Regions from separate parts of the Homo sapiens genome. Here region 1 is linked to region 2. A link is a contact called in ENCODE Hi-C data. All regions are on one chromosome and are shown on one strand. The core of a region is the stretch at or near the end of the contact, and the rest is flanking DNA. Distances in the headings are between cores, read along the strand shown. Region 1 overlaps PNKD (PNKD metallo-beta-lactamase domain containing). Region 2 overlaps XRCC5 (X-ray repair cross complementing 5).

Region 1 (6,569 bases), core at 3,245-5,744, 2.2 Mb after region 2:
AATGGATTACTTCTCTGCTCAAACTCCTCCGGCGAGTTCCCACCTCTCTCATGAAGTCCAAGTCCATTCGAAGAGTGGCTTCAGGGCCCTCTGTGACCTGCCCATCCTTACCACATCTTTTAGCACCCTTCAGCCTGTTCCTCTGTCTCAGCCACAGCTGGTGGCCTCTCCACGGTGCTTCAGTCCTAGCTGAGAGGTCTGGGCTAATTCTGTTTCTGCCGGTCGTAATCCCAGGCCTCAAATACACCAAGACAACCCTACCATCAGGCCTTTCTGTGGCTCCACATGGCTTGCTGCCTCACTTCCTTCAGGTCTCTGCTCAAATTTTGCCTTATTTGAGAGCCCTGCCCTGACCACCTCACATAAAAATAGCACCACCCTCACCCCTGCACCCTGTCCCCTCTCTGGCTTTATGTTCACCCTAGTTCACATCACCATGGGACACACTAAATGTTGATTGTTTTTCTCCCCCAACCAGAATATGGCTACACAGGGGGAGAAACTTTGTTCAAGACTGTATCCCAGATTCCAGAACAGTGCCTGGCACCTAGGTGGCCCTTACTAAATGCCTCTGAATGATCCTTTTGTAATTCCTAAGTATGACTGGGTTTTCACACACATAGGTAAGATGCACCTCCCTCAAACCTTGTGATGATGTCAGCACGGTATCCGTCTGATGTGAAAGAAAAAAAGTTTCTGAATGAATGCATGCGTGCATGAATAAATGAATGAAAAGCTTGGCTCAGGTGCCCTTTTCTCCATGAAGCCTGCCCGGCCTCCTCAGTCAAAATGAACCTCTGTCTCCAGACCGCCCCCAGCACTGTCTTCCCTCTTCGAGCTTCCCGTGCGCATTCTTGCTTGTACTGGAGTTAGGTGTTCACGGACCGGCCTTCCTGACTGCTCTGTGTTCCTAAGGGGCCTTGGGGCCGGGCACAGTGGCTCACACCTGTAATCCCAGCACTTTGGGAGGCCAAGGCAGGTGGATTTCTTGAGGCCGAGAGTTTGAGACCAGCCTGGTCAACATGGCGAAACCCCATCTCTACTAAAAGATACAAAAATTAACTGGGCATGGTCACGCACCCCTGTAATCCCAGCTACTCAGGAGGCCGAGGCAGGAGAATCGCTTCAAACTGGGAGGCAGAGGTTGCAGTGAGTGGAGATCGCGCCACTGCACTCCAGCCTGGATGACAGAGCAAGACTCTGTGTCAAAACAAACAATCAAGCAAAAACTAAGGGGCCTTGGAGCAGACCCGGCTCCACTAGAACCCTGTGTCCTTGGTGGCCCTCTGGGACCCTCAGGCCTAGCTCAGGGAGCATGATCGAATCAGGAAGGCCTGGGATTGCGATGAGCGAGGAGAGAAGGGGAAAGCCACAAGAAACAAACCAAAACTAAACAAAGCCCAGAGCCCTTGGCGGGCAGGTGGCCTGGGATTACACACATGGAGACAGAACTAGCCAAGGCCTCCCAGCCAGGGCTGAGACCATGGAGAGGCCACCAGCTCTTACTGTGCTTCTGGTCCTAGCCAAGAGCCCTCAGCAGCCCCTCCCCTTCCGTCAGTGACAGATGGGCGTCCTCTGGAGAGGGCTGTGAAGTCTGGGGAAGAACCTGTCCTGGGATGGGCAGGGCGATGGCAGACCCTGACCTGGGGATCTCCTCTTTTGACCACGGAGCAGCCCTGTCCCTCTCCTGTGCATGCGGAAGTCCCCACGCCCCCAGGCATGCTGGCAACTTCGGGGAAACCCTTACCCTCAAGGGCTTTTTAGCTGTTTTGTTATCTTCTTCAGTTTCCTCAGTTTTGAGAATGCACAAAACATGGAGCTGCTCTCTGCATTCCTGAGGGGCCTCTAAGCAGACCTCGGGTCCCATAGAACACTGTGTCCTGGTGGCCCTCCAGGTCCCTCAGCTCTCAGACAGGCACTTTCAGTTCTGTTTCATTAGGAGTGCCCTGTCGTTGGTGAGATGCAGAGCCTGGGCAGTCTGGGTCCTGAGGACATGAAGGGAGAAACCAGAACAGTCCCCGGCCAGGCCCCACCAGCCTGAGCTTGCCTGTTGGGTCCCAGTGGAGTCTGGGGCCTTGTGGGATCGGGGGGACATTTAAGGGGTGTAGGAGGAAGGGAGGAGTCAAGGCAGGTGACCCTGGCAATAGGGGCTTTCCAGATCATTCTGTGGGAGGCAGAGCCCCTGTTATGCTGCTCCCCTGCCTTCCACCCTCCTTCCTACTCCCCCTGGCCTGAGGCCGGCCCTGGGCCTAGCTGGGACAGAGGCTTGAAAACCTTCAGGCTTCTCTCAGGGCTGCCCAGGATGGTGAAATGGCCCCACGGAGGAGAGAAGAGCTTCATTGTGTGTTTTCCACTGTGTGCCAGAGGGAGGGGCGTCTGGGGGGGCAGTGGCTCACTGTCCCCAGCTGTCCCACATTGCCTCCCACGGGGCTGGAGGCTCACATTCAGATACCAGAGACACCAACTGCTGGCTCACTGAGGCAAGGAGTGGAAGGTGCACTTTGACCCTACACTGGAGGTGCTGGTGCTGTCTGCAGCTGTAACCCCACAGGGAGGGTCCCTTGGGGCAGCTGCCACTTGCCCAGGCTGGCTGCTCCCCATCTTGCAGAATGGTTTTTCTGCCTCCCACCTAAGTCCCAGAGGACCAATTGGGAAATTTTATTTTCTTTTTGGTGAGGTGATGATGGGTAGTTCCTGTCCCCAGAACTGCTGAATCAAAATCTAGGAAGAGGGAGGAGGAGAAGAAGGTCAGAATCTTTTTGTTTAACCAGCACCCCCAGATCATTCTAATATAGGTGGGCCAAGGCCCATCTTAGAGAAGCACTGTCCTGGATCCCAGCTTGCTGACTGTGCCTGGGAAGCCCATGGAGAGAGCGTGAACCCACATCTGGGCCTAGGGCATCAGTATTTTCTTGTGAGTCACATGAACTTACTGGCCCAGCCTGCAAGGGAGCACTCAATTTGACAGAAAGGGAAACTGAGGTTAGGGGAGTGAGTTCCTGCTTCTTGCCTCCAGCAACAGAAGAAGCCGTATCTCTGGTAATGGCTTAAGAAACCAGGGGCCATAACATGGGGCAGTGACATCCTGGGAAGGTGGGACGGGGGATTGAAGACAGAAGGGCACAGGTTCCAGCCGGACATGGTGGCTGATGCCTGTAATCCCAGCACTTTGGGAGGGCGAGGCAGGTGGATCACCTGAGGTCAGGAATTCAAGACCAGCCTGGCCAACATAGTGAAACCCGTCTCTACTAAAAATGCAAAAAATGTGGTAGTGGGCACCTGTAATCCCAGCTACTTCGGGAGGCTGAGGCAGAAGAATCGCTTGAACCCGGGAGGCGGTGGTTGCAGTGAGCTGAGATCATGCCATTGCACTCCAGCCTGGGCAACAAGAGCGAAGCTCTGTCTCAAAAAAAAAAACCCAAAACAAATATACAGGATTGTTTTGCATGCTTTTTATTTTTATTTTTATTTATTTATTTTTTTATTTTAGAGGGAGTCTTGCTCTGTCACCCAGGCTGGAGCGCAGTGGCACAATCTTGGCTCACTGCAACCTCTGCCTGCCAGGTTCAAGCAGTTCTGCCTCAGTCTCCCAAGTAGCTGGAATTACAGGCTTGCACCATCATGCCCGGCTAATTTTTGTATTTTTAGTAGAGACGGGGTTTCACCATATTGGTCAGACTGGTCTCCAACTCCTGACCTCAGGTGATCCATCCACCTCGGCCTCCCAAAGCACTGGGATTACAGGCGTGAGCCACCGCGCCCAGCCATGCTTTTGTATTTTTAATGAATATAGTCATATTGTTTTCTCTGTGGTATGTCTCAGCATAACAATACGTGCTTGAGCTTTGTGAATGTTGAAACCTGTTGCTCTAGATCATGTGTTTCCCTTGCTGTGCAGTTTTCCAAGGTCTGAGTATGTTGGGATTTATTTGTACATTTTGCTGGTGGCAGTCATTTAGGGGGTTTCCGCCCTTTCACTCTTGGGAGCACGGGATTATCACTGGGCGGTACAGGAGGGGAGGAGGCAGTCCCTGCTGTGGTCTCAGTTTCCAGAAGGCCTGACTGGAAGTTGGACATTTGCTAATAAGCAGTGAGGAGCCACTGAAGACTTTTGAGCAGGAGCAAGTCTCAGCAAAATGCGGCGCTTTAGGAACTTCTTTTTGCCAGTGCTTTGCAGTTTGGGTTGGAGGTAGAGAGCTGGGGGACAGAGGCTCTTGTAAGGCCCTAGGTGAGTTTCCAGGGCCTGTTCTCACAGGTGAGGCTGCGCTGGGGGCAGTGGAAGGCAAAATTGAGAGGGATCCTGTTTTGGTTGCATATGCCAGGGAGAGGGCTAAATGCAACTGCGAGGACAGGGGGCCTTTCCCAGAAAGAGAAGAAGCAGGATGGGGAGCTGACCATGGGGACTGTCACTCACCAATTCTGCAGGCAGATGGAGGGAGAGCCTAAGCTAAGTGGCTTAGAGAGTCCTGTGGAAGCCCTTGGCAGGGCAGGGCACAGGGCTGGGGAGAGCCACTAGGTCCTCAGGCTGCTCTCCCCTTCCCTTCCTCCTTCCCCATCTCAGCCCTGCCTTCTCCTGCTTTGCCCAAAGATCAAGACCTCAGGCCAGCAAGGACTGCAACCTGTCCCTAGCCCACATCCAAGCCAGGCACAGGTCTCCCATCCCCCTGCCACCCCACCCTCTCCACCTTCAGCACCCCCTCTATCCAGGCCCCTGTCTCTCTCCCACCTGGATGACTCGGTACCTCCTGCCCCTTTTCTCCACTCAGCAGCCCAGTGAGCTCTCAGAAAGGGAGTCTGATCCTGTGCACCCTGTTCTAACAACCACCAGCCATTTTCCACTCTCTGCATGGCCTGGCCCCTGCCCACCTCACCAACCCCTTCTCCAGCACTGTTGGTCCCTCCAGCCCTGCCCAAAGACTCCGAGGCCTCCTGACAATTCCTAAAATTCCACACTCCTCCTGCCTTGGTGCCACATCACCCAGAACCGTCCATGCCGCTGGCTCGGTCTTGCAGTTTCCAGCACGAATGTCACCCTCTGGGGACGAGGCCTTCCCTGGGCACCCTGTCTACAGTAGGGCCTCTTCCCTTCCGGCCACTCTTTTCCACCCCCAGCCATAGTTACTGGCAGTTTGCTGACTAATCCGGTTTCTGGTTTAATGTCTGTTGGCCCTCCCTTTCCCCACATTACAAGCTCCCCGAAAGCAGGACCCCTTCTGCCTTGTTTCTGCTGTCTCCACTGTGTCCATCATGCACAGTATTTGCCAGATACAGCGAGTGACAAGGAGGGGCCTTGTTTACTGCGGCTTCTTGGTGCAGAGTCCCTGCCCGCACAGATCTGTCCTTTCTTAGGGACAGAACCTGGGAACACGTAGTCAGCATTTAGTAAGGGGAGGCGGGGAGCTTATCACCCCTCCCAGATGTGCATGACCCTGCTCTAGCAGCTGGGAGGACTTCCTGGCTGAATTTGGGAAGGAAACAACAGTTGCTAAACATCTTCCACTTGCCAGGCTCTCGGCTGAGTGCTTTACATTAGTTTTCTTATTTTAGGCACTTAATCTTCACACAGTCCTTCGGGGTAAGTCACAGCATTGCCATGTTATAGATGAGGAACCTCATCTGTGAAACTCATGACTTGCCCAAGGTCACAGAGTCAACAGGGGCCAGGCTATGATGGGAGCCCAGATCTTTCTGTTGCCAGAGCCTCTGTTCTTTCCATAAGCCCATGTAGCGAGAAATGAAGACAGGAATGGGACTCAGGCATCGGTGCAAGGTGGTGTCTGTCAGAGGAAAGGGTGATTTTATTTAATTTTATTTTTTAACTTTTCATTTTGGGCCAGGCGCCGTGGCTCACACCTATAATCCCAACACTTTGGGAGGCCAAGGCGGGTGGATCACCTGAAGTCAGGAGTTCCAGACCAGCTTGGCCAACATGGTGAAACCCTGTCTCTACTAAAAATACAAAAATTAGCCGGGCGTGGTGGCGGGCACCTGTAATAGCAGCTTCTAAGGATGCTGAGGCAGGAGAATTGCTTAAACCCGGGAGATGGAGGTTGCAGTGAGCCGAGATCATGCCACTGCACTCCTGCCCGGATGACAGAGCAAGTCTCAGTCTAAAAACAAACAAACAAACACAACTTTTCATTTTGAAATGATTTCAGACTTGTCAAAATAGTATATAGCATTCCCATATGCCTCTCGCCCCTGAATACTATCGTCTTTCATAATCACAGTACAGTCATCAAAACCAAGAAATTAACATCAATACTATCCTATGAAGTATTCTCAGAGCTTACTCAAATTCACTATTTTTCCCTGCTGTTGCCCTTTCTCTGATCTAGAATCCAGTCCAGAATCCCACGTTGCATTTATCTCCTGGTCTCCTCCAGTCTGGGACAGTTTCTCAGTCTATCTTTCATCTTGTCAATACATTTGAAGAGTAGAGCCTGGGCAACATTTGAAGAGTAGAGCCTGGGCAATCATCTCTATACTAAAAATTTAAAAAACTAGCTGGCATGGTGGCACGCACCTGTAGTCCCAACTACTCAGGAGGCTGAGGCGGGAGGATCGCT
Region 2 (6,326 bases), core at 250-2,749:
AAACAAGAGGCAGTAAAAAGTAATGTTTAAAAGCACAATCTCTAGAGACAGATGGCTTGGGTTTGTATCCTTGCTCTGCCATGTCATTTACTAACCTTCTGATGTTGAACAAGTCCCTCAACTTGTTTGTGACTAGTTCAGTTATCTTTTGCTGTGTAATAAACTACCCCAAAATGTAGTGTCTCAAGTAACATTTTAAAAATTCATCATTCATGGTTCTGTGGGATGACTGGGTTGCTCAGTTGGGTGATTCTCTATTGAGGCCTCTTACGCAGTTGCAATCAGATGGCAGCTGGGGCTGGAGTCACCCAAAGGCTCAACTGGACCAGATGTCCAAAATGGCTCACTCACATGGCTGGAAGACGATGCTTTCTAGTGGCTGTGAGCTCAGTTGGGGCTGTCCGTTAGAATCTCTACATGTGGTTTCTGTATAGTTTCAATTTTCACATGAAGCAGCTGGTTCTAAGGAGTATCCCAAGAATGGGTTTTCTATGAGACCCTGCCTATGTGGCTTCTTAAGACCTATTTTTAGAAGCCCCAGAAAGTCATTTCTGTTTTCTGTTAGTCAAGCAAGACACTAAGGTTAGGTCACATTTAAGGGAGGAGAATTAGACTCCCTCTCTTGATAAAAAGAGTAGCCTGCAAATACAAGGAGAGAAAGAACGGATGGTGGCTATCTTGGAGGTTAGCTACTACAGTGCCTCAGTGTCCCATGTGTAAAATGAGAATAATGATACCTGTCACATAGGGTAGTTTTGAAGAATAAAAGAATTAATGTAGATAAAGTGCTTAGAATAGTGCTTGGAATATTGTAAACACTATGTAAGCATCAGCTGTTTTTATTTCTGCCCCTTCTACTTGGTATGACTGCCACTTTTGCTAAGTCCATGAGTTCCTGCTTCTTTCATTGTCTACTGCTGCTCCTCCTGGACACTTCTGTTTCTTCTGTGTGTTTACACTTCCGTTGGGCACTAGTACTTCCCACCTGTCATTCTAGATTTTTAAAAATCTTGATGACCTGGAGTCCTTGAGGTGTTGTGTCAAGGAAGGTGCTCTAACCCTGTTCTTGGTTATAGTTGTGTTGGTGGAATTCAAGTAGTGTGGCTGTCCCCTGGTATGCTGTTAGAGAAGGTAAGTAGACATGAGCAGGGCAGGAGAGAGGGCCCCCGAGAATGTTGGGCATTTGTGAAGCCATGGTTAGGCAATTAGAAATCCGTCCCTCTGAAGTGATGAGCAGGGCAAGGGAGGGGCCCCAAAGCTGTCAGGTTATCATCGAGGGGAAGACAGGCGGGCATAAAACTATCACTGTAAGGTAATAAGTGGCCATGATTGGTGTCAGGAATTACAGGAATCTTAACAGACAGAAAACACCTGGAGTTAGCAAGCTATAATCCTTAAGGTTTCGAGCATGCGCAGTAAAAGAGCAAGATGGTGAACTTTAACTGGTATAAAAGCTGCCTCTGGGGGCGCTCGACCAATAATGCCGAGTTGCCGCTACTGAGCATGCGCATGACTAGTAACCACACTACGCATGCGGCCCCCTCTTAAGCAGTAGCAGGGCTAGTGCGCATGCGTTGATTAATTCGGGCTGCTCAAGGGAGGAACAAAGGAGACTGGAAGCCCGGGAAAAGATGGCGCCGGTGGTTGGGGGGCGGGGCGGTCTAAAAACTAAACAAAGAAGGGCGCAGGGCACTTGATTTTTCACGTGGCCCTCTTGGTTCTCTTCCAAGTGTACTCTGCTTTCTCCAGTAAACTCTCACTTTGCTTAAAATAAATTTTTCCTCCTGCTTTAAACCTTGCTTATGTCTGTCGTTTCAATTGTTTACTTCGAGAAGACCAAGAACCGAGATTACTGCGGAGTCGCCACTCCGGAGTTTCTCTGGATAACTGCCGACTTACACCCCAGTAACAAGAGTATAGGTGTTTTTTTGTTTGTTTGTTTTTGTTGTAGAGAGAAAGAGTCAGAATCAGGAAGTCAGAATCAGGAACTTAGTGCCAGTCCCATACTACATTCAGAATTTCCTCCCCTCCCATGACTGAGATTTTGTCTAGGGCAAGATTACCTTGCCTTAAGATGGATGCTTGTCTAGGCGGCAGATACCTGCCCAGCCAGTATGCTACGCATGCTTGAATCCAGCAGCAGGCACCCAGACACCGTTAGTCCATGTACAACTGGGAATTGTTGTGTTGTTTACAGACTAAAGGATTAAACAGACCCTACAAAAATGAAGAATGACAGAATTCCATTATCTCTCCATACAGCACTCTTCCCCATCAATGTAAAAAGGCTTATGTTAATAATTAGACAGGACTGTCTTTTGTGTCAGATACTATTTTTTGTTTTTATATTTCATTATGAAATATTTCATAAAATAGGCAAATATGGAGAATATACAGGTAACCAATTTTCCCATTGTCTTATGCTGTAAATCCTAATGTTTCATATTTGTTTGATTTTTTTTTTAATAAAGTGTTACAGATAAACCTGGAGGCCCTTCCTTACCCTTTTTTTCTCTTCTCCTTTTCTCAGGATTTTGGTAGTTATTACCATGTATATTTTATACTTGGACATAAGTATATATTCATAAATACTTAGTATTGTATAAAGCTGTCAAAAGTGTAAATGGTTTTATATGCTACATGTAATTCTGCAGCATATCTTTTATCAACTTATTTTAGATCTATTCATGTTGATACGTGTTGCACAAATTTATTCATTTTTACTGGAGTATGATATTTCGTTGTATAAATATTCTGCAATGTATTTTTGCATTCTCCTGTTTGATAGTTTGCTTCCAGTTTTTGCCCTATCATAAACAGTGCTGAAGTGTAAACTTCCTATCTGTACATAATTTTTCTAGGGTATACTGTATATGCCTGCCCCTGAAATTGCTGGGATATAGGCTATCCTGCACTTTTTTTTTTAACCTCTGGAAAATTTAAACCTTAGACATTCCATAAAGACATACTAAAATCTTTTCACATTACCCATTTTTGGTTCTCTCATTGAGAATTAGAGTTTGATTTCGCTGGAAATCATCAAGAACACTTACTACCCTCCTATTTCCACACCTCAACTTCTGCTGAAATGAAGGGTGAGACTTATGGTCAATGAAAAACATCTGTTCAGAACCTAAGAATTGTCATTGTCTGTAAGTCTCATGTTTCATCCCGCCCAATACTATATGGCCCCAGGGACCTGCCATAGGGAGGTCTGGTTGTCCTGCTCCCTGAAGGTTAGGTATTTTATTGCTTCCAGATTGTTCTAATATGGTTTTCAGCCATCTGACATTTTTTTCTAGGTGTTTGCTGAGAACAAGGATGAGATTGCTTTAGTCCTGTTTGGTACAGATGGCACTGACAATCCCCTTTCTGGTGGGGATCAGTATCAGAACATCACAGTGCACAGACATCTGATGCTACCAGATTTTGATTTGCTGGAGGACATTGAAAGCAAAATCCAACCAGGTTCTCAACAGGCTGACTGTATCCTTTTTCTGCCAGAGAAGACTTTAAGAAATTTCCTTTATTCTGGGAATCGTACAGCAGTTTGATGAGACACCCCCAGAGTTTCAGCTATGAGTATATGGGTATATTTTGCTCTGAGGAGGGGGAGGTAATGTGTTAATAGGGTTTAATGTGAAATTAATCAGTTTAAAACAGTGCCTGGGCTCCCAGCCCTCCACTCACTTCCCTGTTCTCTGCATGGGTGATACTGAGAGGTTGGGAGGCATAGGAAGGGGGAAGATCCTAGGGAGTATATGTGAGCATTGACTATATGCAGAGGGTTTTAGTGGTGCTCGTTAGAAATGTTTGGAGGCGGATAGAAAATATTTTTAGAAGAGCATCCTCCCAATGTTCTCTCCTTTTTTTCTGGATGGAAGATGTTTTTGTGCCAGAAATCAGATTGATACCCAAAGTGAGATTTCCAGTTTACTCCACAGGTCCCCTAATTTTAAGGGATCATCACTCTTGTTCTTTTTCTAATCAGTTAGTAGTGCTATTCCTGATCACTGGGAAGTGCTGTTGTGTTAGGAGTGACTTGCAAATGCTACATTATGGTTCGCTTCATATTTAAGAATGGACTGTGGCCACCAAGAATGGGTTCTAGATACTATTAAATGACATAATTTTTGGTTAAATGAATGCAATGTGTTAGATTACCTTTTGTTTATATTTCTTGGTTGTTTTTGGCAGAATATATAGTTTGATATATAGAATGTATGAATATATGTTAGTGAACTTTGGAAGAAGGGCACTCAGGCAAGTACTTTAAGTCATCACATAGTTCAGTGTCCACAATTTCCAGCACGGTGGACTTCATTGGAAAGAGTTGCGTGTTCACATGAAGAGACTGTTTGGTGATATCCCTATCCTTAACTAGCTGAGTCCTGGATGCACTAATCGTGAGCATGGATGTGATTCAACATGAAACAATGTAAGTGTTCCAAGGAAGAGAGCTGGAAGAGAATCTTTTTGCAAAAATTGTATGGGTTAATGTATTGAATGTATTTTGTGATTCATTGTTAATCAAGCTGCATGTTTGTGTGACAAGAGAAACATTTTATAGAATTGAATGGTTCAGTCCAACCTCTCTGTTTTTTAAAAGTTTTAAAAGGGGAAGGGCTGTACTCGGTGATTATTTCTCTGGAAGAAATAAAACATTTGGCTTATTTCAGTTTACTTCCTATTAGACTTAAGCTGATTACCAGGAATTTTAAAAAACACTAAGTGGTATAAGCCATATGTCATTGATATTAAGTGCATGGTAACTCTGGCCAACTTCCCTTTTTTGTTGTGTGTGTGTATGTTTTTTGTTGTTTTTTTTTTTTTGAGTTGGGGTCTTGTTCTGTCACCCAGACTAGAGTGCAGTGGTGCCAATATAGCTCACAGCAACCTCAGCTTGATCTCCTGGGCTCAAGAGATCCTTGCATCTCAGCCTCCTGAGTAGCTGGGACTACAGGTGCACACCCAAGTCCAGCTAATTTTAAAATTTTTATTTTTGCAGAGACGGTCTCACTATTTTGCCCAGGTTTTCTCAGACTCTTGGCTTCAAGCAGTCCTCCTATCTTGGCCTCCCAAAGTGTTAGGATTACAGGCATGAACCACCATGCCTGGCCTGCTTCCTAATTCAGTATTTATTTAATTATTGTGCCTTGGAAGTGTATCTCTGGAGACATATATGTGCATGTACACATACCTCTTGCCTGTCAGGAAAATCATTTGCACTAAAATCCCAGACCTAAATCTGTGTAATCATTTCTCAATCTCTGTACATCCTCTGCCAAATCTTGCCACACAAAATCTGTGCATGGAGTCAGAGCAGGATATTTAGAAAGTGAACCTGAGCAAGGCTGAAGTTAGAGTATGCTGGGAGAATTCTTTGTTTACATTCTGCCTATGTGGAGGCTGGGAAGGGATATTTTTTCATCACATTTGAGTTCGGAATCCAGAAACATAACATTTCCATAATACCCAGACATTTTGGCCAAGATGTTCAAAGTATAAAGTGTATCAGGGTTGATTATGAATTTAATAAGAACTTAATTGGACTACTAGAATGTAATCACATTTATTAACTCTAGATCCATTTCTAAGCTTCTCTCCTCAGTGACCAAGTGTATTTGAATTTGTAGAAAAATAATTCAGGAGAATGATTTCTTAATATGATAACTCTCTCTTTTAGAGGAAAGAAGTTTGAGAAGAGGCATATTGAAATATTCACTGACCTCAGCAGCCGATTCAGCAAAAGTCAGCTGGATATTATAATTCATAGCTTGAAGAAATGTGACATCTCCCTGCAATTCTTGTAAGATCCTAAGAATAATGCATGTAGACAAATCCTATGATTTCCTAATATAGTGAATGGGCCCTCTGTATAGAGTACTTGGTTTATGGGAATTTTCGCTTTCTGCTCCAAGGCTGAATCTGTCAGATGACTGACTACTCAGCAAACATTTGCTGGTTACTCTCTGTGTTCTAGGAACTGTTCTGAGTGGTCGTGACAAAAAGATGAAAGTCAGTGATCCAGAAGAATTGAGCTTAGTGGCAGATCATTGTTTAGTGTTCTTAGACTCAAAGAATTGAGGATTAGAAGAACCCTTTGAGGATATTCAATTTGTCTCCTTCCTGCATAGAAGGCTTTACCCAAACAATTAGCAGATTGATGGATTTTTTTTTTTCTTAAACAGCTCTAGAGAACTGTGTCCTATACAGAGTGCATGTTTTAGGGTAGACAGGAATGCCAACTTGGGAATCATTCTAAATACATAACATGTTTATGTTTAACTCTTTTCAGATCCAAAAGTTGTGGACACATATATAAA

Evidence for each region. A loop is a pair of places that touch in the nucleus more often than their neighbours do. Pooled maps may share reads with other maps.
Region 1: a pooled map shows a loop between it and region 2 (3-fold over the local background). The contact joins two enhancer-like sites. A Hi-C loop is called at or near these places in 3 of 50 pooled maps.

Annotation. Positions count from the first base shown.
Region 1 is chr2:218,328,002-218,334,570 of GRCh38, forward strand. All of the region lies in intron 2 of PNKD (PNKD metallo-beta-lactamase domain containing), which reads left to right. All of the region lies in intron 2 of CATIP-AS2 (CATIP antisense RNA 2), which reads right to left. It overlaps LOC124906179 (small nucleolar RNA U13), which reads left to right and starts at 579; the gene lies at 579-679. RefSeq lists enhancers at 1,634-1,843, 1,673-2,499, 2,584-2,633. Within about 2 kb of position 4,495, at least 4 of the 41 ENCODE cell types and tissues checked have a DNase peak (open chromatin) inside an H3K27ac peak, as active enhancers do.
Region 2 is chr2:216,113,357-216,119,682 of GRCh38, forward strand. It overlaps XRCC5 (X-ray repair cross complementing 5), which reads left to right. Exons shown (of 21, transcript NM_021141.4): 3 at 3,303-3,486; 4 at 4,390-4,438; 5 at 5,687-5,809. Among named protein-coding and RNA genes, the nearest start is that of XRCC5, 7.2 kb to the left of the region's middle. RefSeq lists enhancers at 863-932, 1,350-1,644, 1,370-1,664, 1,548-2,480, 1,823-1,872. Within about 2 kb of position 1,500, at least 17 of the 41 ENCODE cell types and tissues checked have a DNase peak (open chromatin) inside an H3K27ac peak, as active enhancers do.